7 separate regions of the Homo sapiens genome follow, and all the other regions are linked to region 5. The links are chromatin contacts, found by Hi-C or POLR2A ChIA-PET in ENCODE. All regions are on one chromosome and are shown on one strand. The core of a region is the stretch at or near the end of the contact, and the rest is flanking DNA. Distances in the headings are between cores, read along the strand shown. Region 1 holds the start of LUC7L2 (LUC7 like 2, pre-mRNA splicing factor). Region 2 overlaps HIPK2 (homeodomain interacting protein kinase 2). Region 3 overlaps HIPK2 (homeodomain interacting protein kinase 2). Region 4 holds the start of ZC3HAV1 (zinc finger CCCH-type containing, antiviral 1). Region 5 has its middle 38 kb from the start of PRSS2. Region 6 overlaps CREB3L2 (cAMP responsive element binding protein 3 like 2). Region 7 holds the start of FMC1 (formation of mitochondrial complex V assembly factor 1).

Region 1 (3,329 bases), core at 591-3,090, 3.4 Mb after region 5:
ATAAAGTAACCATTCTTATCTAAACGTGAGAAATGATAACAGTTAAAAGTTTCTCCAGTGGCATTTTAAGTTAATGTTAACTTTCCATACAAAACTCATTTCCTTCCCAATCTTTCCTCTCTACACAACCACAAGTAGGTTTGCCATCTACACCTATTTGTCTATATATTCTACAAATAAAAGTTCCCAATATGGGTTTTTATTAAAACTGAAAATGTGAACACTGAAAAGCCACTCTACGCACTGCTGAAAGATTTGAATGCAATAAAATTTTTAAAATTTACTCATATTTTGCTGTAAAGCACTCATGTAAATTAAAAGAGTAACTTAAAAACTAAATTTAAGACGTGCCTTTTCTCTTAAATCAATACACTTAAATAACTTCTCAAGAAAAAAAGCATTTCCTTAGTGGCTAAGAAACTATCTGCCTAAAGAAGCAACACATAAAAACTACCAAGGATTTTGCTGTGTTAAGAAAGTAATGAACTAGACCTTTCCTACATATTTGAATGTATTTAAGTTGAATTTGAGAGTACATTACTAATTAACATCACCAAAAAAGCAACAGCATTTCATCATTTTATTTAGAAATTCTCTTTATGACAAAGGATAATCCAGCAATTAAGGGCTCTCTATACAGATTCTAAACTAAACGCCTGAAAGGATCTTTGTTCTCCTCTATTCTACTTCACTGGGTACCAAATTTTCAAAATCGTTCTGTTAGGGACATGCAACATTTGTCAATATTTACTGAACAAAGCCTCTATTAAATTGTCTAACAAAATGGAGGTCTCTCGGAAAAACAGGCCATAACATGTTCCTTCTCACAAAATGGGGCCAAACACACCCACTTAAGAAACCATGGTTTGGGTCAGATTTTCCATAAAAATGGTTGTTTCTGTGGGGCTCGAGGGTGCATCTCTGAGACTGGGTTAGTAATAAAGGTTTCCTCCTGACCCAGGAAGAGGAGGGGGAAGCTTCTCTCTAGGTACTCTGGAGGACGGCGGCGAGGGATGATCCCAAAGCTCTGGGTTAAGGAATTATATCGGGGGTGGAGGCCTTAGCTTTCCGCAGGTACCTAACCAGCGACAAAACGGGCCCCCCAACTACGCAACAGAGACGCGGGCTCTCCCGTCTCAGCCAAGTCAACATTAAAAGCACAAACTCTCCTTTCTGCCTCCAGGCCCCGCCTCACCCCATTGGCAGCAGTTCCCGCCAATCCGCATGGTCACCGCCCCCCCTGCCCGCCTGCCGAGCCCTGATTGGATGGGACGGGGGACGGGGACCTCGTGTTACCAATCTGGGAGCCCCTTACTCAGCCACACGCGCGCGCCCAGGTGCGCCCTCGGAACCCCTTCCCTTCGCCGTCCCCGTCCCCTCCCCCACCCCCAGGGCCCTGGCAGAGACTTACCGTCCCGGGAGGTGCCCATCAACTGGTCCAGCATCGCGCGCATCTGGGCCTGCGCCGACATGGCGGCGGCGTAGCGGGCGGACGGGCGGGGGTGGGGCGCAGACCGGGCCCTTTTGGGCTGGGGGATAAGGGGAAGGGATGGGGGAAGGTGCGCTGCTGTCTCGGTGGCCGCCGCCGCCTCGAGGCGTGCGGAAAGGGAGCCGGAGGGGTTGCGGGAAGAGTCCGGACTGCGCTCCTCACGACGACGTGTACGTGGAAGACGACAGCCCCCGACAGCGACCCTCGTGCCCTCACTCTCCGTCCGGTTCTTGGGACAGAAGCGACACGGGCCAAGCAAGCTCTCGCCTTCAACACCGCCACCCGCCAGAAGCCGTCAACCCCCCCTCAAGCTCTGACGCCGCTCGCCGCCACCGTCGCCACGACGGGAGCGCGCACGCTCCTCGCGCTCAGTCGTTTCCCGCGGGGGCTCCACCAACTGGCGTCCAGCTGTATCACTCCGCCCGCCCCGCCCGAGTGGAGTTCCACCCTAACGGCTCTGGGCGCGTGCACGCGCGCTCCTCCCGCCCCTTTACCCCGGATCTCGCGATACTCTGGTTCCTTAACTGACTGTGCAAGCCGGATCCGCCCCGAGGCGCCAAACCTTACATTACATTCCCTCCCGGCTGTAGGGCTGGCGGCTAAGGCTGCGCTGCCCGCGGTGATGGCGATTCAGACCCAAATTAGCAAAATGCGCTAGAGGTTAGCCTGGGCGGAAAGTAAGTAGAGACCATGCCCATCGTCGACCGGACTGCGGTCAGCCTCCTTGGCGTCTGAGGTGGGCGTGCTCGGGGCGAACGCCCGCCCCGAGTGGCGTGGACGCGTCCTGGTTCTCGTGCGCCTTTCCCGGCCGGGAGCAGGCCTGTCTCGCCGCCGCCGGGGCCGCGTTCCTTCCGCTGCGTGGGGCTTTAAGGCTCCTCGGCTGGGAAGTGTCAACTTCAGGAGAAAGCGCCCGAAAGCAGTACCCTAGGAAACAGGCGCGCCGACCCATTCGGATTCATCTTTACCTACAAGGTCGCGGGCGGCTTAGTCTGAATGTGAAACCATAAAAACTCAGCGTATTCTCAGCTACTGGGGAGGCGATCTCGGGGAGCAGGGAGCCAGCGGCGCTGGCCGCAGGGAAGCCTGGATTCTGAAGCCCGGCCCGTGACTGGGGCCTTGGCTTCAGTTCTACCCCTCGTAGGGCTGGTGGAGGTGGTCACACGTCTGCTATGGCGTGGCTGTTAGAACAAACTGGAATAAAATACTTAGCCCTGAGCCTTTCCCTGGTGTTTCTAAAAACTGTTTTAGTAAAATATTAATTCCTTGCCGGGCGCGGTGGCTCACGCCTGTAAACCCCGCACTTTGGGAGGCCAAGGGAGGTGGATTGCCTGAGGTCAGGAGTTCAAGATCAGCCTGGCCAACATGGTGAAACCCTGTCTCTACTAAAAATATAAAAATTAGCCGGGCGTGATGGCGGGCGCCTCCCCAGCTACTCGGGAGGCTGAGGCAGGAGAATCGTTTGAACCCGGGAGACGGAGGTTGCAGTGAGTCGAGATGACGCCACTGCGCTGCAACCTGCGCGACAGAGCGAGACTTCTAAAAAAAAAAATTCCTTAAGTAAGACATAGGTCAGTGTGCAGGAAGAAAGGTTGCTTAAAAAGAAATCTAAAACTGTAAGAAAAATGAATGAGTTAATAAAACCAAATGTTTAAGAAGACAGGCACTTTCTAGATACTTTGAAAGGACATAATAGAGATTTGTGTTCCATTAACACTGTATATTCATCGCCTAAAAAGAAATTTAAAACTGTAAGAAGAATGAGTTAATAAAATCAAATGTTTAAGAAGACAGGCACTTCCTGGATACTTTGAAAGGAAATAATAGAGATTTGTGTTCCATT
Region 2 (3,258 bases), core at 220-2,719, 3.1 Mb after region 5:
GTGGAGGGGGTGCATGTGTTGGGTGTGGTGTGTGTGGTGTGTTGGGTGTGTATGTTGGGTATAGTGTGTGTGGTGGGGTATGTATGTTGGGTATAGTGTGGGTGTGGAGGGGGTGTATGTGTTGGGTGTGGTGTGTGTTGGGTGTGTATGTTGGGTATAGTGTGGGTGTGGAGGGGTGCATGTGTTGGGTGTAGTGTGTGTTGGGTGTGGTGTGTGTGTTGGGTGTGTATGTTGGATATAGTGTGGGTGTGGAGGGGGTGTATGTGTTGGGTATGGTGTGTGTGTGTGGTGTGTGTGTGGTGTGTGTTGGGTGTGTATGTTGGGTATAGCGGGTGTGGAGGGGGTGCATGTGTTGGGTGTGTGTGTGTTGGGTGTGTATGTTGGATATAGTGTGGGTGTGGAGGGGGTATATGTTGGGTGTGGTGTGTGTTGGGTGTGGTTGTGTGTGTGGTGTGTGTTGGGGGTGTGTATGTTGGATATAGTGTGGGTGTGGAGGGGTTGTATGTGTTGGGTGTAGTATGTGTTGCGTGTGTGTGTGTGTGGTGGTGTTGGGTGTGTAGGTTGGGTATAGTGTGGGTGTGGGGGAGGTGTATGTGTTGGGTGTAGTGTGTGGGGTGTGGGGTGTGTGTGTGGTGTGTGTTGGGTGTAGTGTGTGGGTGTGTGTGTGTGTGGTGTGTGTCGGGTGTGTATGTTGGATATAGTGTGGGTGTGGAGGGGTGTATGTGTTGGGTGTGGTATGTGTTGGTTACATGTGCTGCTGTGTGTGTATCCAGTGGCAGCAGGTAGACTGGTGCATGGTGTTCTCTGTATTTAGAGCTCCTTCCTCGTCCTAATTCTCATGACTGGGGAAGTGTCATCCCCAGTCACAGCCTTATATATGTGGACGTTTGCCATAAAATTTATTTGGCCAGAACATGAGGGACAAACTGTTGGTGCCACTTCTTTGTCATCCTCTGACCTCCATGAAGGATTTCTCGTCCTCCTCTTTTTGTAAATTAGAACTTACATTGGCAAATAAAATGCACTAAGTACGAACCCCCAGAATATAAATAGATCTGGCACCAAGAGAGCCAGATGATGTCCGCACTTGTGAAAGTCAAACATTCACCCTGAGCAGCAGCGGGAGGTTTTAGGATGATGTGGCTGTTCTGTATTCTCAGTGTGGTGGTGGTCACACAAATCTATACATGGGCTAAAATTCATAGAACTTTCCGTTTTTAAAATATTTTCAAAATGATTTTAAATCTATTTACCCCTAATGACCTCTAGGGAAATTGTTGATAATATTAAACCCATAAGCCGTACCATGCCTAATTTTTCTTCCTGTTTTTGTTTTGTTGTGCTGTGTTTGGGTAAAAAAGATATGTTTGTTCATCCTGTCACAGGATGGCCAGGAGGGTAACCAGTCATTTCTGGAAACGGCCGGACAGGGGAACCTACGAAAACAACTCTGGGGCGTAAACAGCTGCTGATGGAGGAAGCATTGATAGCATGCAGTTTCTTTAGTTTATGTGCTGTTTTGTGTATGTGGCTCATCAACTTGTCCTCCAAAAGTTAAGGACTGACCACTAGAAACAGAGAAGTGACAAACTATTATGGCTGAAATAGCAGGACTTTGCAAGTCCAGAGAGAAGATGAAGGCTGAGTGGGGTTGTTGATCCAGCCTCCGTGTGCCCAGGGGTCCTCTGTGTGCCCAGGAGTCCTCCCCTTGCTTCTGACATGATTATTTACGCCCATGGCCTGCATGCCCATGCATGAGACATCATGGTTTTCCCTGTAATCGTTATCTCAAAACCAGCTTTCCCCTGTGGCAACCCTCCCTCCTGAGGGCATTTTCAAGCTTACTACAGAGAAGCAGCTGGCTTTGCAGGAAAGGTCTCCCCCCAGCCCCCAGGGAGAGAACTTCCTTTGTCCTGGATGTAATGGGGTACGTATCCTCATTCTAAGTGCTGGGCCTCGGCGAGGGTCCCTGTGCCTGGAGTGGTCCCAGCAGCTCGACCCGGGATATGCACCCCCGTGACTGGGCTGTGGCCCAAGGCCACATGCTGGGCTCAGAGCCAGGATGCTTCCCTGTCTCCACAGGGGCATTTGCTTATTTTTTTGGAGGAAATAAGAGGGTCGACAGCCTGTAAATGTCCTTCCACAGTGTCCTCTGCAGCTCAGAGCAGCCAGTGTAAGATGTGGGTTTTCAGGGCCACTCCTGGCAGCAAGAGGCCCCAATATTTGCAGAACTGAGCTTACGATCAGGCTGCCCAGCCTCTCCCGCCGCTGTCTCGTGCCCCGGCCTGCGCTGCTGGAGTCTGGAGCAGCACTGGGAGGGACTGCCCTTCCTTGCTCTCAAAAGACACCTCCTAAAGCGTGTTCTTCTTTCTCTGCTCCTCGTGTGCTCCCTGCTTGGCTCCCACGTCCAGATCCCTAACCTGGGATTAGAAGCTCTGGGATTCGAAGTCCTACTGGGTAGCCCCAGCCTGCCCCTCTGCCACTCTCTCCCGATGTGGCCTCTGCAGCAGCCTGACCTGCTCACCGTCCGTTCCAGTCTGCACGGTGCCTTTGGCATAAGGTGCCTTCCCTGCCTTCCCCCGCCTCCAGGCCTCCAAACCCAGTTCTGCCCCATTCCCCTTGTGAAACTCAAGTGCTACCTTTGCCATAACCAAAAGAGATTTATCCCTCCTCTAAATAATTTGCGTTTAGTATAATCCATCTTCTTATTCATTTATCCATTTGATCCCCAAAGAAATGATATATTTCTTAGGCCCTGGGTCTGGCTCTTAAACCCGGGGAGAGAACCAAGGCTGATTGTATCCACTGGTTGTACGGTGAACACGAATGGCCTGCCACCCTTGGCTTAGACTAGGGTAATGAGACAGAGAGACGTAGGTCTCAGCGTCCCGCCAGCTATGTGAGTTGGGCTAAGTCTCACCACCTCTCCGACATGACTTTGCCACAGCTCACTGGATGAGAGCCGACGTTCTAGGTGAGGGCTTTGGGAACAGGAAAGGTCTTGGTAAGTTTTAAGCCTCATGTCTAGCCTCACAGCCTCTTCACGTCCTGCAGTTAGCCGAGACTATAAATACATTACTATTTCTCACCGTGGCCTCTCTGTCCCTGGCTTTTCCCTGTTCTTCTCCTCCCGCTATCTGTTTGTGTTTCTAAGGTTCTCAGACTAATCCAGGTGGACACGTTGGAAGTAGATAGGGAATCTCCAGACACCACCCGACTTAGACACTGGGCACAAAGAGGAGAAATTCCAGCCTCTGG
Region 3 (3,198 bases), core at 644-3,143, 3.1 Mb after region 5:
TATGTTATATATATTATATGTTATATAATGTCATATATAATATATGTTATATATAGTTATATATATATATGTTCATTTACTCCTCACAAGGACCCTATGAAATATGATTACTGTCTCCACTTTAGAGATGAGGGGATTGAGGCAGAAAGGGGTTAAGTAACTTGCTGAGATCACAGAGCTAGAAAGGGCAGCACTGGCATCTGACCTAGTTGTTGAGAATGCAGAAACAATCTGAAAATTAGCTCTTGGAATACAGACCCCTATGAAGATAGGGATGGCCTACATCACCAAATGCCATCCTGTCTGTTTTAAAGCAAGACATAGGAGAGCTATCAGACATCTTAGATGTACGTGGGGAAGGCGCCCCGCTACAAGAACCAGTATTATCTGAGTGGGCACCTCCTCCCAGCACTGGGTGTAAGTGGCTCCGTGCCATGGAGTTGTTGGGTAATAACGCCAGGACTGGCTTGATGACAGTGACTCACAGTAGAAAAATGTCCTTGCAACAGACCAAAGAACCCACTTTAATTTGCACAGCTTAGAATGGGCCACTGGTTGCCCTGCCAAGGGATCCCTGTACCAGCTGATTTTCATATCCACAAACACACACACAAAAGCACCTATTTAAATATTGCAAATAATACCACATTGCATTTTTATTATGCTTTATAGTTTACAAAGCACATTACAATGCTACTTTATTATTCTTAGTGTGCTCCAATATAATTTCACTTGCCTTCTCTTTTCTCACCTTTTTCTCATCTTTAGTTTCTTTTTCCTTTTCCTCTCAGCATCCGTGCCAACTTTCCCCACACTCCAGCTTTCTTCCTTTCGTTTCTTCCTGCTCTTCCCTCTCCCTGCGAGTTGTGGAGGTGGTACCTTTCCCGAAGTGATCCCTAATTGAGTTTAGTCAGGTGTCAGTTAAAGGCAACTGAGGGGAATGAAACAATTCTCCAAGGAACAAAACAGTTGTAACATGGAGCTCCTGTTGTAAATAGCAGTTGCTATTTAAATCAAGTAAGAAGGATGGATTATTGTGCTTTAAGAAGGGGATGAAATGAATCCTGTATTTAAAGAGAGCCTGGGGGAAAGGGTTATCTGCATCTCACATCCCCGGCATCACTGTGTCTGCAAAACATCTTTCACAAAGTTTTCTTTGCAGTTAGAGAACAGCCTGTGAGAGAAATGCTCAAAGAAATACATAAACATGAGTACAAGGGGTGTGCAAACAGGTGTTGCACTGAGCGCAGAACCCATTTGGCGGCCCTTTGTCCTGGTTCCTTTGTATAACTCAGCAAGAAGTTGAGGTTTAGAAAAGGCAGGTTTGAGGAAGTGCCGTCTGTGGCCTCTTAACTGTGGACGTCACTGATGAGAACAGATCGAACTTTAGATGCCTTCCTTAGAAATTTTGTTGTTTTGAAGTCAAACCTCAATCACAATGAACAAATATATTTGCATAAGGAGAGGAGGTGTATAGTGCCCTGGCAGGAATTAAGACTAAAACGTGGGAGTAAAGCTGTAGATGCTTCTGTTGCTTTTTAACCAAGAGGCCACAGACACAGGCCGGGAGGCTGAGAGGGCAACCTGCCATTTGGCCAGCGTCACTTTGCGATTGTTATAAATACTTTATCATAGCTTGAGTACAGACATGCCTTTTCAATGAAATACATCCTGACTTATTTTGCAGAGGGTACTAGTTTCATAGGGTGACTGTAACAAATTAACACAAACTATTAATAGGTGGCCTAAAACAACAGAAATGTCTTCTCTCACAGTTTTGGAGGAGTTGGCAGGGCCACGTTCCCTCGAAGACTCCAGGTAAATCCCCTTCTTGCCTTCTCTCGGCTTCTGATGGCTCCCAACAATGCTGGGCATCCCTTGGGTTACAGCTGCATTGCTCCAGTCTCTGCCTCTGTCGATGTGTGGCCCGCACTCTGTGTGTATGTCTGTGTCTCCTCTTACAAGGACACCAGTCATATGGGATTACGGCTCACCTTAATGAATTTATTGTAACTTGATTACCTCTGAAAAGACCCCATTTCCAAAAAAGATCACATTCACAGGTACTGGGGGTTAGGACTTAACATATCTTTTGGGAGGACACATAGTAATAGAATCTACACAGTTTTTAGTTTAAATGAAAATTAGGGCCAGGTGCGATGGCTCATGCCTATAATCCTAGCACTTTGGGAAGCCAAGGCAGGTGGATCACCAGAGGTCAGGAGTTTGAGACCAGCCTGGCCAACATGGTGAAACCCCATCTCTACTAAAAATACAAAAATTAGCCGGGCATGTTGGCTCATGCCTGTAATCCCCACTACTCGGGAGGCTGAGGCAGGAGAATTGCTTGAACCTGGGAGGTGGAGGTTGCAGTGAGCCGAGATCTCACCACTGCACTCCAGCCTGGGCGACAGAGTGAGACTTTGTCTCCAAAAAAAAAAAAAGAGAGAAAAAATTGCAGTGACATGGTAACAAGAACACCAAAATGGGAAAGAATAGAGTAGATTTCCAGTTCTGATTCTGTGTGCCACAAACATTTCTGAAGTAGAACCTGAGGTAGCTCAAAAAGGCACCTCAGCTGTGGACTGGGCCGGAAATGGGTGTTTGGCTAGTAAAACGCATCATTTTACTTTACCAACATAGTACCAGACATTTAAGGCTAACAAATTCACTCTTGCTCAGAAGAGAAAAAGCCTACCAGATTTTTAGTCTTGATTTAGACTTTACCAAACATTTCTAAAGGATAGGAAAAGTCCATCTGAGGCTTACCTTCCGTTGCCAGGCACACACCTGGCCTCCTCAGTATCTGCTGCAGGTCTGGTTTACTTGTCTCTTGAGGTGGTCAGTGAGGATTTTGAACCAGTAGTGAATGGAGGGACATTGGTATGTCATGTTAGGAAGTGGCTGAAAAATTCAGGGAAGGTGCTTTCTTTCGTAAAGGTTTGTGATTCAAACACCTGAAAACTGGTACTGCTGAAACTTTAACCGTCCTTATTTAGAACATTTCAGGGACAAGGTAAGCAGCCTTCTAGATCTTTGAAAAAATGTGGATTTAAATGGAATTCCTCTGGGTTGAAACCAGAAGTACAGCTGATTTTGTTTTCATAGTTTGTGGGTGTTTGCCTTTTTCATCCCACCACGTTTATTTAAAAGGTTGTCTTCTTGAGATCCTCCATTGGAAAGAAAATGCAGTGTTGA
Region 4 (3,538 bases), core at 571-3,070, 3.7 Mb after region 5:
TGAATTTGCTTATATTTCCATGCATTTTTTCATGTCTTCGCATACATGCTCCTTGAGTGCAGGGACTGTTTTTTAAACTTCTGCATGTCCTTACATTACTAACTAATGTAAATACCACATAGAAGATAGTCAATAAACATCTAGAACTTAGTTGATTTGATAATAAAAGGTCCCTGGGAACCTGTCAGACCACAAATAAGGCCAAGTGGATTAAAAGACAACTATAGAAGCAGCAACTAGAGGGAACAAGATGTCCCTCTTAGACATCCTAAGATGATCCTATGTGGCCCCCATGTTTGGCTGGTTTTCATAACAAAGTACTCTATTCCTGAAAGAGGGTTTATATACCATGAATGACAAAACTGAGGAGAATTCTCATTAATCATTTTGAAGAATTTCTAAGTTAGCAACCAGAATCTATTATTTTTTAAAAAGATGTATTTCTTATCTGATCAAATGACCCATCTATTTTATTTGAAGATGTTGGAAAAAAAAACCTTTTTTCTCTTCAACTTGTGTCCTGTCTTTGGGGGCCTAAAAATTAACTGGCACTAGACAGATAAATAGGAGAAAAGACAAAGTTTATTTACACATGCATGCAGGAGCTTCCAGTAACAGAAAACTCAAAAGTAAAGGTTTATATACCTCAACTTAACAAAAAGGAAAGTTTTAGGGCTTCAGTAGGAGAGTTTGGAAGTTTTGATTGGGTTGTTTTGTGTTTTTGAGACAAAGTCTCAGCGCTATCCCCCAGGCTGGAGTGCAGTGGCACAATCCCGGCTCGTTGCAGCCTCCTCCCGTGCTCAAGCAATCCTCCCACCTCAGGCTCCCGAGTAGCTGGGACTGCGGCTGCACACCACCATGCCCGGGTTGTTTTTATTATTATTATTATTATTATTATTATTATTATTATTATTATTATTGAAGAGAGCTCACTATGTTGCCCAGGCTAGTCTTGAACTCCTGGGTTCAAGCAATCCTCCCACTGCCTCGGCTTCCTAAAGCGCTGGGATTACGGGCTGAGCCACAGCACCCAGCCCATTGGGTTTTTTGGTGCTAATGGTAATGGGACAGTCTGTCTTCCTGGCAGCTGAATACTCCGAGAGGCTTTTAATGGCACCATGTTTTCGGGAGGTTTTGCTTTAGTCAGATAAGGGAAGTTTCATTAAGATTTCTTTCTACATCTTCTGTAGCTCAATGTTTTCACTTAAAAACAATCTTTATGTCAACTCTGGGGGTCAAAGTACGTCCCCACGGTGGAAAAGTTCTTGTCCCAATCTCTACGGGGAGGAACCGATCTGAAATCTTGGGATATGTCTTAGCATGTCCACCGTGATTGAGGTACAAGCAGTGGTTCAGGGCACCGAGTTAGCGATTCTAGGTAAGCAAGACCATGTCAAGAAGTGGTTTGTCCAAAAGTTCGTGAGAAGGCAGAAACGAGGGAGAGTGGCAATCGTTGTTCTTTAAGAGGGCACGGTGGTGGAGGAGAAACTTGCACATCGGGGCCTGGGGTACCACGATCTGGGGCCTGGGGACGCGATTTGGGGAAACTCGGTGGCATCTGGGCTCCGCTTGATGCCAGTGCGTGTTCGTGCAAGTTACTTCCTCAAGTTCAGGGTGAGGATAATAATATCTACCATGTGGAGTTGCTGGGAAGATTCACTACCAACAGAGGCAGAGCGCACGGCTCGCAGGAAGCGCTCGCTAGGGTCTGCTCTTTCCGGGAATGGGTGGGGTGCGCACTCCTCAACAGGGCTCTCAGGACTTGCGTCACACGCCTCAGTCGGCTGGCTTATAAAACACCGGCCAGAGCCCCAAGATCGCTTTTAGTTTCTCTTCTTTCTAAAGAAGGCTCGCGGAGCCCGGCTGGAGAACCTCACCCTCGCCGAGCCTAGAACCGAGAGGGGGCCACCCCAGGCGGTCACCAGCAGATTTGCCCGCGCGTTCTCTTTCTTTCCACCCAGTTGCCCTTGCGGCCGGCTGTAAACCTGCCACTAGGACCCGGTCGGTGAGATCTAGCCTCTTGACCTGAGAGCCGAGAGTGGATCGCTGGGCTGGGCTAACGGCGACGGAGAGCGCGCCCTCGCTGACTCCGGGCGCGCCCAGCAGTAGCACCGCCCGCGCCCGCCCCTGGACACTTGTAAGTTTCGATTTCCGATTTCCGCGGAACCGAGTCCCGCGCCGCGGCAGAGCCAGCACAGCCAGCGCGCCATGGCGGACCCGGAGGTGTGCTGCTTCATCACCAAAATCCTGTGCGCCCACGGGGGCCGCATGGCCCTGGACGCGCTGCTCCAGGAGATCGCGCTGTCTGAGCCGCAGCTCTGTGAGGTGCTGCAGGTGGCCGGGCCCGACCGCTTTGTGGTGTTGGAGACCGGCGGCGAGGCCGGGATCACCCGATCGGTGGTGGCCACCACTCGAGCCCGGGTCTGCCGTCGCAAGTACTGCCAGAGACCCTGCGATAACCTGCATCTCTGCAAACTCAACTTGCTGGGCCGGTGCAACTATTCGCAGTCCGAGCGGTGAGTGCACCCGGAGGGAGGGGCGCTGTCCGCAGCCGTGGTCGGGGTGGACTGTCCAGGCGGGCAATGTTCTGGGAGGGGCACGGCTTCGCCGGGACCCCGCACCTGACAGCCTCCGCCTCCAGCCACTCCCTTCTCTGCTCCCCTCTGGGAGCCTCTGCAGGGCCCGCGCTTCTACCTTTGCAGTTCCCTTCCTTCCGGCACCTCCAGACATTTTCTCGAGAATGGCTAAAATGCTAGTGCCTGGAGGAGACCAGGCTCAACCTCCACCCCTTTCCCCGCCCGCCCGCACGAATCAGAAGAATAAAGTGCTCTGGAGCCAGCCAGGGCCTAGAGAAGCGGTAGGCAGGTTTGGGAAGGAAGGAAAGAGCCTCCCGTCTTTGGTATCTTGAGTCTTTCCCTCCCTACTACCTCCTTCCCTAGACGTGGCGGAGCCAGTAACCCAGCCGCCCTGGGCCCCCGGTCCGTCTCCGCCGGAGCGAGCCGCAGGTCTCTCTGCTTGTCCCTCCCTTCCCGGTCACCCCCATGCCCCTCATCACCGCTTTTCTGATGCCTGGCGCGTAGCAGGGGTGGCCCTTTTCCAGGTTCCTGAAGTTGTAGCAGCCGCGGGCCTTCCCTCCGGGTGGTCTCTCTACGGTGGCGCGCGCAGTTGACCGCCTGCCTTGGGACAACTCTCTTAAATCCCTTTGAAGCAGTGTGGCTCACGTCTCGGGCCACTGCTTCTGTTGTTTCCGTTTGCCTTTTTTTTTTTTCGTCTAAATGCAGATGCGCTGCAAGGTTTGGGTTAAGACTCTTGAGTGATTTTCTTCCCAGTTTCTCCCTAAGAGAGCTTGCTCCCTCGAGGACAGCTGCACATCTAAAAAGATGGCTTCCAGGTCCACATTCGCTGCCCAGGCCTTTCCCTTGATCCCAAGCCCTTCCTCTCCCGCGTGTGTCCTGTCCATGGAGTCAAACTCATCTTTTCCCCCAGGCAGGGTTTTAATCCTCCTCACAATCTGTCATCACCAAGTCCTTTTTGTGAA
Region 5 (3,570 bases), core at 694-3,193:
TAATTTTCAACAGGTATTATTTTCCGCTCCTTAAGCTTACAAGATTATTTTCATTACAACTTACCCAAGAGGAAGACTTAGTTAAAAAATTTCAAATCATAAACTACAAGTATGTAATAAATATTAATATTTAAAATGCTAAACATGCTTGGATGGCAAAACCATGAAACTTGAACCCTATGCTGTGCCTATTCAGATGCTGATTCTGTAGGGGCTTTATACAGCTTCAGAATCCTCATTAATAGAGAAATGTCTCAGGCAATCACCACTAGTCAAGTAGAATTAGTAGAGACTTGAGGCAGATTTTTCCTTCCTGTAATATACTGCAAAAATTCTGGAAAACTTCACAAAGGACATAAAATTGTAGCTAAGTTTAGCTCTTTAGGAGGCTAATAGTTATATAAGCAAAATGACATTGCAAGCAGGAGAGTCAGTTTGTGTAGAAATGTGCAGGTCTATGTGAATATTGTAAGTTTTAGAGAATCTGAAGAAAAAAAGTCCTGATCATTGCACAGAGCATCCTAGAGACAGGTGAGCATTGAAGGAGAGGCTTGAAAGCCACCTAAATTCAGCAGAACAAATTAACATCCTCCATGTTATCTGCTCTTATTCATGCAAGACTGTTCATTCCCATAACTGTTTCCATACCATCTAGGACTCAGAAATCCACAGTCATTATAATTCCAGGGGACAAAGGAAAGCAGTTTAGGATGACCGATCCTGTTCAGACATGCTGTCTCTTGCCAATAATTCATCAAACTCACTTGCCCCTTTAATCAGATGAGGCTGTCTCTTTTCTAGGAGAGCTTCCAGGATTTGCATCTGATTTTGCAGATGTGCAGGATGACTATTTCCATATATCTCCTTCCCTGGCCAGTTGCACATGGAAGATTCAGGGCCACATGCTGGTGGCCAGAGGCACTCTCCCCAAGATGCTTCTCATAGATCTCAGCCACCCATGGGACTTATAAGGAGATACCCTTGTGCCTCTAAATAGATCTCAGCCACCCATGGGACTTATAGGGAGTCACCCTGGGGCCTCTGGACAGCTTGAGTAAGATGAAGAATGCCCGGGGTTGGGAAGCTGGTAATACTAAAATTAGGCGACTTCTTATTTTTGCCCAGGATTCAGTGGTTTGGGATAAGAATGCTACAATCCCTTGAGCTCCTGCAGAGCAGGCTTGACCTATTATATACCTGGTAATTTCCCACTACTTACTTTGGGGGTTTCTGCCTCTCTAGTTTTTCATTCTGTCTTGCATTATGTTCTTCTAAGATGTGTTAGAAAATATTCATCACACAGACCTTACAGGCTTTAGCAACTACAGGAAAAAACTACGAGGAGCCAGTCAATGCAGTGCACAAACACTGGCTCAGACATCCAGGGACTGTCCGTTTTGCAGTCTGTTGGTTATCTAGGGCTACCTCTCCTGTGACTCATCAGCACCTCTCATTACATGAGTGGAAGGAAGTGGGAGGATACATGTGGAGGGAGGTGGAAGGGAGTTTGGGGGGCAGGTGGGAAGAGAGAGTTGCCTGAGTGATGTGGGACCAGAAGGGATCCCAACTGGGTCAGAGCAGTTATTGCAGCTGTTTTTCATTCTCCACTATCTTCATGGTGCCCACTGTGGCCTTTGATCTTGTGCATAACCTCCAGCAGGTGTAAAGATGTGTTGGGGGAGGGGAGGCCTGCACATGGATCTGGGATACCTAGATTCCCCTCTAGAGACCCTGCCCCTCCCCTCTGAAGTTCTATTTCTACTGCCAGGATGCTAACCAGGGGCCCAGGTAGAAAGAGCAGCATAGGAGGGGGTTGGGTGCCGGATGCGGTGAGTGTGGTTCTCATGATGCTCTGAAGGTGGGTGGGTGGAGGGAGCAACTTTCACAGGCACCCCAGATGCAGGACCCAGTAAATGTCAAACCACATCCTGTTGTGACTGTAAGAGATGGAGCTAGGGCAGGTGGCTGCTGTGGCTTGGTGCTGATGTGACTCAGAGATAAACAGCCCGGCAGCCAGCACTGGGCTCAGAACCCCCATTCCTACCCCAGTTGTCAGCTATTACCTAAAAGACCCCGATTTACATCTCATTACTTCCCACCTTTTGATTCAGGGCCACTCTCCTTTTTAACACAATTTTCTTGTCATTCATGGCCCTAGACCTTTTTGATGGAGGAGGGCCAGGGAACAGGTGTCAGGGCTCCAGTTGACTCTTGCTAACTGTGGGACTCCAGTGCCAGTGCTGTCCTCTTCCACCATCAGACTGTCTGAGACTATGTCACAGATATGTATGATTTGAGGCCAGGAAGAGCTTAGCTTCTCTGAGTTCCCATTCTCTTGGTACTTCAGAGACTGCAGGCTTTGAATCAGAGAATCTGAAGAGCAGAGTTTGAAGATTCTTAGAGATCACTTTACCCAATGTCCTCATATCACAGAGGAGGACATATAAGCCCAGAGAATAAAAATGAGTTGTTCAGAGCCATGCAGCTGGGGCCAGAGGAGGACCAGAAGCTAATTCTCTGTGTTTTAGCAGCTCCTGGACTTCAGACAAGGCTTGGGGAATGTGGGGTCTCTGTTGAGCTGTGATCTTGCTATGAATTTCATGAATCACTCTTATAGTAATGAATCAGGCAAGATGATCATATCTGAGATGGCATGAGGATAGAAGGATAAATATAATGAATCACAAAATTAGAATCCTGCAGAATCTTAATAGGTTGGAGAGATAAGCTGAATAAACATGATAAACATTCTCTCTCTCCCTCCTCCCCCACCAAACAGAGAAAACCATCTATATGAACACAGGAAGGGGAATATGTGAAAGAAGGATATGTGAAAAAACACCCAGGGGGTGAGTCAAAGTGAGCTCTGTGAGTCAACGGGATGGTGAGCGTACAAAAAGTAGATAAATTGTCCTAATGGAACCAACTAACGTATAAGATGTTGAGAAAGAGGAGGCAAAGTTCCCCCTTTACTCTTTGTAGGTCAGAACCCACCTGGTGCTGGGTCAGGTCCTGTACAACACATTTTTTAAAAGATAGAGGGATAAAAACAAACTTTAATGTTTTCAGAAGGGAGTGATTGGGCTATGGAAAGTAGGACGTGCTCAAAACTGTGCCCTATAATAACAAAATTGAGAAAACTGAAAATGTTTTGCCTGAAAAAAATCTTCAGGTTGGTAGTAGTTATAATAACACCTAATACTTACTGATATTGTTCTAAAAGCTTTACATGTTGTGTGGGTTAAATGAGATAAAACGATCTTATGAAGTTGGGCTTGTAATTGAGCTCATTTTACAGCAAGGAAAACTGAGTCTCAGAGGTGATCACTTGCCCAGGGTCACATAGTTGATAAATGACAGAACTAAGGCTTAAACCCAGGTCTCTGCATTACAACATCTTCTTTGCTACGATAATGTTTTCATCCATCCACTACATGCTTTTTTTCCATTCCAAAAACTCAAGTTTTAAAGTTTCTAATGATTCTGTCTCGCATAGATTTATGGGTTCTTGCCAGAATATGGGCACTCTGTTGCATGTAGACACCTGAGAGGGCTTTTGGGGGGACTATA
Region 6 (3,412 bases), core at 161-2,660, 4.8 Mb after region 5:
GATAAAGACATACCCAGGACTGGGTAATTTATAAAGGAAAGAGGTTTAATTGACTCACAGTTCCACGTGGCTGGGGAGGCCTCACAATCTTGGTGGAAGGTGAAAGGCACATCTTACATGGTGGCAAGCAAGAGAGAGCTTGTGCAAGGGAACTTCTCTTTATAAAACCATCAGATCTTGTGAGACTTATTCACTATCACGAGAACGATACAGGAAAGACCCACCCCCATGATTCAATGACTTCCCACTGCGTCCCTCCCATGACACATGGGAACTGCGGGAGCTAAATTCAAGATGAGATTTGGGTGGGGACACAGCCAAATCACATCAGCAGGGAACACAATTCAACCCCATAGCACTGGGGGTTCACTAGAGTTTCATAAGGTTCCCAAGGACTCATGGCGGTGACCAGAGCAGTGTGTTTTCTACTGAAAGAAACCTGTGGGAGTTGAAAACCTACAGACTGAAGGTTCTTAAGCTGAGTTTATGGCCTCAAGAGGGTCTGGGAACTTCTGGAAATGCTCTTTAGGGCATTGTATGTGCAGTGCATATGTGTGTCTTTCATCACATTTTCAAAAGGTTTGCTGACCTAACAGTGGTAAAAGCTAATGTCCCAGAGACTGTACCTCTAAAGTAGAAGCTGAGAAGGAACAGGTCTGTGCACACTGGTGTCCACCACCAGCATACCCCCCACCTCATTGTGCAGCCCCATCCCCCTGGAGCATTCCAGAGAAGCTCTGCTCCCTCTTGCTGCTGGGCACTAATTAGACCCTGACTGCTGGCAGGTGAGCTTACTGCCCAAGAACTAAAGAGAGAGAGCTCTTCCCCCAAAAGCTGCCCTGTGCCTCTGTACTCGAAACCTAACCCTTTGTTGACTTCTTTTACTTTTTATTTTTGGAGCAAACTCTATTTTTGGAGAATACATGAAACGAGTGGCTGTCTTACATCATAAACCAGAAAAACCACTGTGCTTATTAAAGGCATTTCGGAGTATTCTCAAGATTCGGACTCAAAGCAGACAATAGTAGAAGCTGGCTTTTCTGCCTCTAAATGGAGGGCTCTGGCCCCCACATTCATTCATCCCTCCTTGAGCTAAACCACTGCCTGCCTGGCTAACTGATCTCAAGAGCAAGGCTGGGACTCATGGGTATATATTTTTGGTCTGTGACTTTTTTCCTAGTTAATTTCTGTGGGGTCTGGACTGTTTTCTAGCCCCATACTTATTATTTTTTCTTGTTCTCTACTTCCTGGTTCTCCCACATGACTAATCCTTCTCTACACCCATGTTGAATTTTATTTGACCTCATTTGATATGTTTTCTCTAAGTCACTTCAGTCCTTTTTAAAACTTGGTAAACATGAATCCATTTTAAAAGCACAGGCCCTCATAGAATCTGGGTTTATCCTCAGGCTAGGTCACTGCTACCCCTGACCAGTCCCCAAAGAATGCTGGAGGCCTTTGCCATGCTCCACCTTCCTATTCTCCACCCAGGCTCCCTTTTCCTCCTCTCCTTTCTCTCCTTCTCTTTCCCTTTTTGTCTCCTTTGCTCTCCTCTTTCTTTCATTCACGCAGGCCTTCCCCTCCTCCTCTGGGCTTTAACTCTGCCGGTTTTCCTAGAGCTTTGCTCAGTCCTGACAGGTGTGAGGACCTGAACTCAGGGCTTGGGATCTTATCTCAGGTTCTCCTGCTTTATTGCAAGGACTCGGGGTCCTCAGCAGATCTTGGCATTCTGGAGGGTGTCACATTATTGGTGTGCATCATCGTTAAGGGTCTTTGGAGGGGATTTCTGTCTGGCATTTGGAAATTGCAGAATTGACTTTCTAAATGTATGGAGTAGCTGGCGACAAAGGGGGGTCACATTGTGGAGGAACAGGGGCCAGTGCATCAGTAAAGAGCAGGAGAGGCAAAGAGAGGAGCTGGTCACTCTTAGAAATTAATGAGGAATTTTATTGATGGCCAGTGGAAAATTGTTTCCTAGTTTGCCTTTCCCAACTCCTCCCTCTCAGTTGAAATCCTGAGGACCTTCAGCCTATAGCTCTAGCAGCTTTGGAGCCTGTATGGAGAAATCCCATGTCATGTATTTTAGGAGCCTGGGCCACTGGTTGGGGAAGTCTGAAAGTAGGCCTGATTTTTACAGGTGTCTGCAATGCTTGGGGTAAGCCCTGGGCACCAGCAAGTCTTCTCTTCCCCTTTCTCTGGTTGTGTTTGTCTAGGCCTGGGGTTGCCCCCCACCAGTTTGGAACCTTTTTAACTGAGCCTGTGGTCACTTGCATAACTCAGCCTGGGTGACCACTCTCCTGAGCTGCCCCAGGCCAGGCGAACCCACTGGAACAATGAAGCTCCTGCTCTGCCCATCCCCACGGTCTAGAGCAAAGAGTCTCAGTCTTGGCTGCACATCACACTTACCTGGGAGCTTAAACAACTTTGATGCCTGGGTCCCAGCCCAAGAGATTCTGATTTAATTGGTTCTGGGATGAGGCCTGGGCATCAGGCATTTTAAAAGCTCTCCCAGTGCTTCCAAAGTGAAACCGAGGTGAGAACTACTGGCTTGGAGTATGACTACTCAAAGCATGGTCCATGGTCTGGCAACATTCATCTCCTGGGAGTTTGTCACAAATTCAGAATCTCAGGCCCTACTCTAGACTTTCTGAATTATAATCTGAAGATCCCCAGATGATCCATGTGCATGTAAAATTTGAGAACTGCTGGCTAGAATATTCTGCTGCCTCCTGTGAGGCTGATTGGACTCACCCATCATCCGCATGCACCAGGTACTGATGCCAGATCAAGCTAGATGGAGCCCAAGAAACTGATGTGGCCTCCCCTGGATCCCTTCTTGGGGATCTGTTCTACATCTGAGTCAGGCTCCCTGCTGTCTCCATTTCTGACTGATCCCTTTTATACCTGTCCACTCAGAAGTCCCAGCATGTCTCAAGGCCAGAGATTGAAAGAGCCAGGCAGTGTTCTTTGTTGTTGTTGTTGTTGTTGTTGTTGTTGTTGTTGTTTTTGAGACGGAGTCTCGATCTGTTGCCCAGGCTGGAGTGCAGTGGCACGATCTCGGCTCACTGCAAGCTCCGCCTCTCGGGTTCACGCCATTCTCCTGCCTCAGCCTCCCGAGTAGCTGGGACTACAGGCGCCCACCACCACGCCCGGCTAATTTTTTTGTATTTTTAGTAGAGGTGGGGTTTCACCATGTTAGCCAGGATGGTCTCGATCTCCTGACCTCGTGATCCGCCCGCCTCAGCCTCCCAAAGTGCTGGGATTAAGGTGTGAGCCACCGCGCCCGGCCGGCAGCATTCTTATATTAAACTAAGGACTGGTAGGACCAGTTGCAGCCTGTGCTTTTTGATGTCTTGGCCTGATGACCCGCCCTTGCTGTGCTTTATTTGGTCAGCCTGGCAGAGCCTGCCAT
Region 7 (3,676 bases), core at 154-2,653, 3.5 Mb after region 5:
CTGTAATTACAACACTTTGGGAGGCCGAGGCAGGCGGATCACCTGAGGTCAGGAGTTCAAGACCAGCCTGACCAACATGGAGAAACCCCGTCTCCACTAAAAATACAAAATTAGCCGGGCGTGGTGTCGCATGTCGCCTGCCTGTACTACTCGGGAGGCTGAGGCAGGAGAATCGCTTGAACCTGGGAGGTGATCACAATCTTAGAATGGCTTCCCATTACACTTACAATAAAGTTTAAGTTCCTGTTCGGCCTACCACTTCATCTACCTCCACTTCACCCACCACACCTTAGGGCTAAACCACTCTCAACTGGCAATTTTTCTCCCCTTGGGCTTTCAATTGTGTAGCTTTTAAACCTGGACCCTAACCCCAATTTACTTGCTAACTCCAAATTAGCCTTCAGGTCCCTGATTAATTTCCTCCGGAAAACCTTCCCTAACTACCCCTTCTTTATACCCCAGCCCCTGTTGTCTACACCTTGAGCACTTATTTATCCTCAGTACTTTACTGTATGGCTCCTTAGGTGGGCAGCAAGTGTCTTAAGGACAGGACACATGTGCATCTGATTCTTCCTGTTTAGACCAGGTTCCTAGCACAGACCCTAACGTTGCCACCTTTTAAAAACTAGGTGAATTTGAGTTCTAAGATTTTACATTCTGACGTCCGTGGCTCAGAAATTCGACAGTTGATCGTTCTCCCTTTCCCCACATTGCTCAAGGGCAGCAAGTTTCCTTCCCTAAAGCCCAGTTGTTCTTTTCCGCCTCAAAAAGAAATGCTTCTTAGAATAACTTTTCTAGGGGACGGGTGAGGAAATTGTTGGCCAGATGCTGTGGCTTTAAGTCTAGCAACAGTACACCCTTCAACTCCATCTTCATTGTTTTATCCCCAGCATTGAATCCTCCATTCCACTTTCCTGACTGCCCTCCGCAGAGGCAACAGACCAGCCAATGAAATCCTTCGGGACGGGTCCGCCCCTCTGCAGGACAGGCTGACGTCCCCAGAGCGACTCTGCGCCCCCCCCCGCTGGTCCTTTGGTCCCCGAGTTTATGCCAGAGCATGGAGCCTAGGGCCTGGGTTGGTTTGGTCAGAACCAGGGCTCCGTGGGAGGGTTGGCCTCAGAAATGCAGGAATTAAACACCGTGCTCCCCACCCTAGCCCAGACCCGGCTCTTCCTCCCTCCCCAGCACGTAGAGCACCCGGGACATGGCTCCCGTACCCGATGTGCACGGAAAGCCTTCACAAGGTACCGATAGGCCGCGGTGTCGCGATAGGGTCGGCCGGTGGCCGCGCTCAGGTAGCGCAACTCCCGCAGAAGTCCTCGAAAAGTGTGCGACGGGGACCCTAAGGCCGCCATTGTCCTGTCCTTCTCCGAGCGTGGTGCCCAACGGCGTCCTACGACCCTGAAAACCCCTCCTCCGGCCCAGGCGCCTAATGGTACGGTCGGACAGACTACCGACTCCCCCTATCGACTGACGAGCAGTGGAACCGCTCACTTGTCCGTTGACCGAACCTTATTAATCGAAGGCCCAGGGGCGCCGTAACAAAATCAAACGAAACCCGACTGTTAACTGAAGGTACCAGGACCTCTAACCCAGAACAAGGGTTTGGGGAAACAGGGGCTTTTCTTCACTGCGTCATTGAAGATGCCCGTTAGCCGACCAACCGCTGAGTCTCAGGAGAAGCGGGCCCGGCGGGGGGTGTGGGTGTGGATTTGATATGGAACACGCTGAGAAGACATTTTTAAATGATTTATAAAAGGGATATCAAAATTCAACGTATTGACGTCTCCCCAAATCCCAGGGGACCTGCGGCTCAGACAAAGGACATGGGTGTGTGCAGATTCTCGAAAATTGCAGCCCACCAGCTAGTAAAAACACACACACACTTCCCATTTAAAAAAAAAAAAAGTAAAGTTGGCATATTTCGCTTTGTTTAGAAAGGGGAAAAAAGGACAAAAGTCACAGGCCACCCCAGATGGGACTCGAACCCACAATCCCTGGCTTAGGAGGCCAATGCCTTATCCATTAGGCCACTGGGGCTTCTGCAAACGACGCGCTCACACAACATATTCAACTATTTTCCTCTTTGGTACGTCATCGTCACTTCATTTTCGCCTTACCCTATCCCACGAAACCACACCTAGCGCCCACGTGAGGGGTGACGTATGCTGGGAGTTGTAGTTAGAGAACAAAAGTCCACATCACCGCGCCAAAGGCTTTACCCTCGAAACTGCACCGATGCTCCGGACGTTGAACGGGCGCGCGCACGCTTCTGCGTACGCGCTTGCCTGCGCAATAGTCTCCGCGCCTGCGCCGTAGTCCCCGCGCCTGCGCAAAAGCGGGCATGCGCCGTCGCGGAGCACAGCGCGCTGGGCAAATTGGCCGGATCTTCGAGACTCGCCCTCTGAACGTCAGCTCTGGTGGGTTTTTACCGGAAGCAGCCGGACCTTTTCCGGTGTTGCGAATTTCCAGGAGGAGCTTTGCTCCAGCGGCCGTTAGATGGCGCCTGCCGCGGTCAATTTCTGCTTCCGGTTGAAGCGTTGAGGCCATTTCCGCAGGCCGGGCGTGGTGGCGCACGCCTGTAATACCAGTACTTTGGGAGGCCGAGGCGGGCGGATCATCTTAGGTCGGGGGTTTGAAACCAGCCTGACCAACACAGAGAAACCCTGTCTCTACTAAAAATACAGAATTAGCCGGGCGTGGTGGCGCATGCCTGTAATCCCAGCTACTCCGGAGGCTGAGGCAGGAGAATTGCTTGAACCCTGGAGTCGGAGGTTGTAGTGAGCCGAGATCGCGCCATTGCTCTCTAGCCTGGGCAACAGGAGCGAAACTCCATCTCAAAAAAAAAAAGAAACATGTGCCGTGTCCTTTGAATTGGTGCGTCAGCGATAAACATGGGACAGCGGGGAAGTAATAGTACATTGATTAGGAATTAATTTTAAAAATTAGCAGTTCATTTTTTGGTTCTGTTCCTAATTGTATAACGAACAAATCACTTCGGAGTCCCAGTAAACTTACCCTTATAGTATCACAGGGGCTTCCCATTGTCCCTAAGATAAAGCTCAGACGACATAAATTGATCCTCGCTTGTACCTTAATCTTCATCTCTCACTTTTCGCTTATCACCCTCTGCTCCAGGTATCTCCACTTTCATTGTCTCTTCCCCACCACACACCTTACCTGATATTCCCTCTGCCTGAAACTTAACCATTTGTATTAATATGCCTCTTTACCCTTTGGGCTTCAGCTTACTCCAGAAGTCTAGGTTAGACGCTTCTCCAGGCCCTTGAAGTCAATACGGCAAGGTGAAAATTATTCATTTCACCTCCTCTGGTCCCCTGTTGCTCCCTTTATTTACTCATCGTAAATAACTCTTAATGTAGGTACATGGCCACTACTCCATACTGTAGTTGTCAGTCTCTTCCATCAGACTGGGAAATTGTTCAGCTCCGAAAGCCCTGTGCCTAACAGAAAAGCCTGTTTCTTCACCAGGCTTATTCCTTGGTAGCATAGTCATAACAGCTTAGTCTGAAGCTCCTAAAGGGATTGGCACTGTCTGGCCCCAGTGGCTAGGAGACATAAGCTACTGAGCAGGAATGACAAACAAATGGAACATCAATTGTTCATTAATGAGTAAAGCTGGCTTGGTTGGAAACCTGGTGAACTGGACAGCAAC

The links. Hi-C counts contacts between places; a loop is a spot of excess contacts on that map. ChIA-PET counts read pairs that join two places held with the same protein, here RNA polymerase II (POLR2A). Pooled maps may share reads with other maps.
Region 1: a pooled map shows a loop between it and region 5 (20-fold over the local background). The contact joins the promoter of LUC7L2 here to the enhancer-like site in region 5. A Hi-C loop is called at or near these places in 8 of 50 pooled maps.
Region 2: a loop to region 5 is called in a map with no recorded cell type, with 20 times the contacts of the local background. The contact joins two enhancer-like sites. A Hi-C loop is called at or near these places in 3 of 37 single-sample maps with no recorded cell type and 2 of 50 pooled maps.
Region 3: a loop to region 5 is called in a map with no recorded cell type, with 7 times the contacts of the local background. The contact joins two enhancer-like sites. A Hi-C loop is called at or near these places in 1 of 37 single-sample maps with no recorded cell type and 2 of 50 pooled maps. POLR2A ChIA-PET finds 5 or more read pairs at or near these places in 1 of 52 experiments (B cell).
Region 4: a loop to region 5 is called in a map of B cell, with 15 times the contacts of the local background. The contact joins the promoter of ZC3HAV1 here to the enhancer-like site in region 5. A Hi-C loop is called at or near these places in 5 of 168 maps with a recorded cell type or tissue (B cell, CD8-positive, alpha-beta T cell and naive thymus-derived CD4-positive, alpha-beta T cell), 2 of 37 single-sample maps with no recorded cell type and 12 of 50 pooled maps. POLR2A ChIA-PET finds 5 or more read pairs at or near these places in 4 of 52 experiments (CD4-positive, alpha-beta memory T cell, activated CD8-positive, alpha-beta T cell and activated naive CD4-positive, alpha-beta T cell).
Region 6: a loop to region 5 is called in a map of OCI-LY7, with 17 times the contacts of the local background. The contact joins two enhancer-like sites. A Hi-C loop is called at or near these places in 1 of 168 maps with a recorded cell type or tissue (OCI-LY7), 8 of 37 single-sample maps with no recorded cell type and 5 of 50 pooled maps.
Region 7: a map of naive thymus-derived CD4-positive, alpha-beta T cell shows a loop between it and region 5 (11-fold over the local background). The contact joins the promoter of FMC1 here to the enhancer-like site in region 5. A Hi-C loop is called at or near these places in 1 of 168 maps with a recorded cell type or tissue (naive thymus-derived CD4-positive, alpha-beta T cell), 1 of 37 single-sample maps with no recorded cell type and 11 of 50 pooled maps.

The regions. Positions count from the first base shown.
Region 1 is chr7:139,358,405-139,361,733 of GRCh38, reverse strand. It overlaps LUC7L2 (LUC7 like 2, pre-mRNA splicing factor), which reads right to left and starts at 1,840. Exons shown (of 10, transcript NM_016019.5): 1 at 1,412-1,840. The coding sequence starts at 1,472. All of the region lies in intron 2 of FMC1-LUC7L2 (FMC1-LUC7L2 readthrough), which reads right to left. RefSeq lists a silencer at 1,146-1,575 and enhancers at 1,806-1,855, 2,576-2,705.
Region 2 is chr7:139,701,162-139,704,419 of GRCh38, reverse strand. The region is part of intron 2 of HIPK2 (homeodomain interacting protein kinase 2); the gene reads left to right. Among named protein-coding and RNA genes, the nearest start is that of HIPK2, 75 kb to the left of the region's middle. Within about 2 kb of position 1,469, at least 11 of the 41 ENCODE cell types and tissues checked have a DNase peak (open chromatin) inside an H3K27ac peak, as active enhancers do.
Region 3 is chr7:139,729,611-139,732,808 of GRCh38, reverse strand. The region is part of intron 1 of HIPK2 (homeodomain interacting protein kinase 2); the gene reads left to right. Among named protein-coding and RNA genes, the nearest start is that of HIPK2, 47 kb to the left of the region's middle. Within about 2 kb of position 1,893, at least 21 of the 41 ENCODE cell types and tissues checked have a DNase peak (open chromatin) inside an H3K27ac peak, as active enhancers do.
Region 4 is chr7:139,108,002-139,111,539 of GRCh38, reverse strand. It overlaps ZC3HAV1 (zinc finger CCCH-type containing, antiviral 1), which reads left to right and starts at 1,820. Exons shown (of 13, transcript NM_020119.4): 1 at 1,820-2,516. The coding sequence starts at 2,209. RefSeq lists enhancers at 1,712-1,871, 1,664-2,167, 2,112-2,211, 2,792-2,921.
Region 5 is chr7:142,807,309-142,810,878 of GRCh38, reverse strand. It overlaps TRB. Among named protein-coding and RNA genes, the nearest start is that of PRSS2, 38 kb to the right of the region's middle. RefSeq lists a cis regulatory region at 1,278-2,169 and an enhancer at 1,291-2,490. Within about 2 kb of position 1,943, at least 10 of the 41 ENCODE cell types and tissues checked have a DNase peak (open chromatin) inside an H3K27ac peak, as active enhancers do; they include B cell, CD8-positive, alpha-beta T cell and OCI-LY7, where a contact is called at or near this core.
Region 6 is chr7:137,979,322-137,982,733 of GRCh38, reverse strand. The region is part of intron 1 of CREB3L2 (cAMP responsive element binding protein 3 like 2); the gene reads left to right. Among named protein-coding and RNA genes, the nearest start is that of CREB3L2, 21 kb to the left of the region's middle. RefSeq lists enhancers at 1,112-1,201, 1,212-1,261. Within about 2 kb of position 1,410, at least 4 of the 41 ENCODE cell types and tissues checked have a DNase peak (open chromatin) inside an H3K27ac peak, as active enhancers do; they include OCI-LY7, where a contact is called at or near this core.
Region 7 is chr7:139,339,064-139,342,739 of GRCh38, reverse strand. FMC1 (formation of mitochondrial complex V assembly factor 1) reads right to left here and starts at 1,403. Exons shown (of 2, transcript NM_197964.5): 1 at 1,218-1,403. The coding sequence starts at 1,355. FMC1-LUC7L2 (FMC1-LUC7L2 readthrough) reads right to left here and starts at 1,403. Exons shown (of 11, transcript NM_001244584.3): 1 at 1,218-1,403. The coding sequence starts at 1,355. It overlaps TRR-CCT4-1 (tRNA-Arg (anticodon CCT) 4-1), which reads right to left and starts at 2,040; the gene lies at 1,968-2,040. It also overlaps a transcript of LUC7L2 not described here. RefSeq lists enhancers at 1,163-1,412, 860-1,427, 1,683-1,752, 1,783-1,852, 2,163-2,222.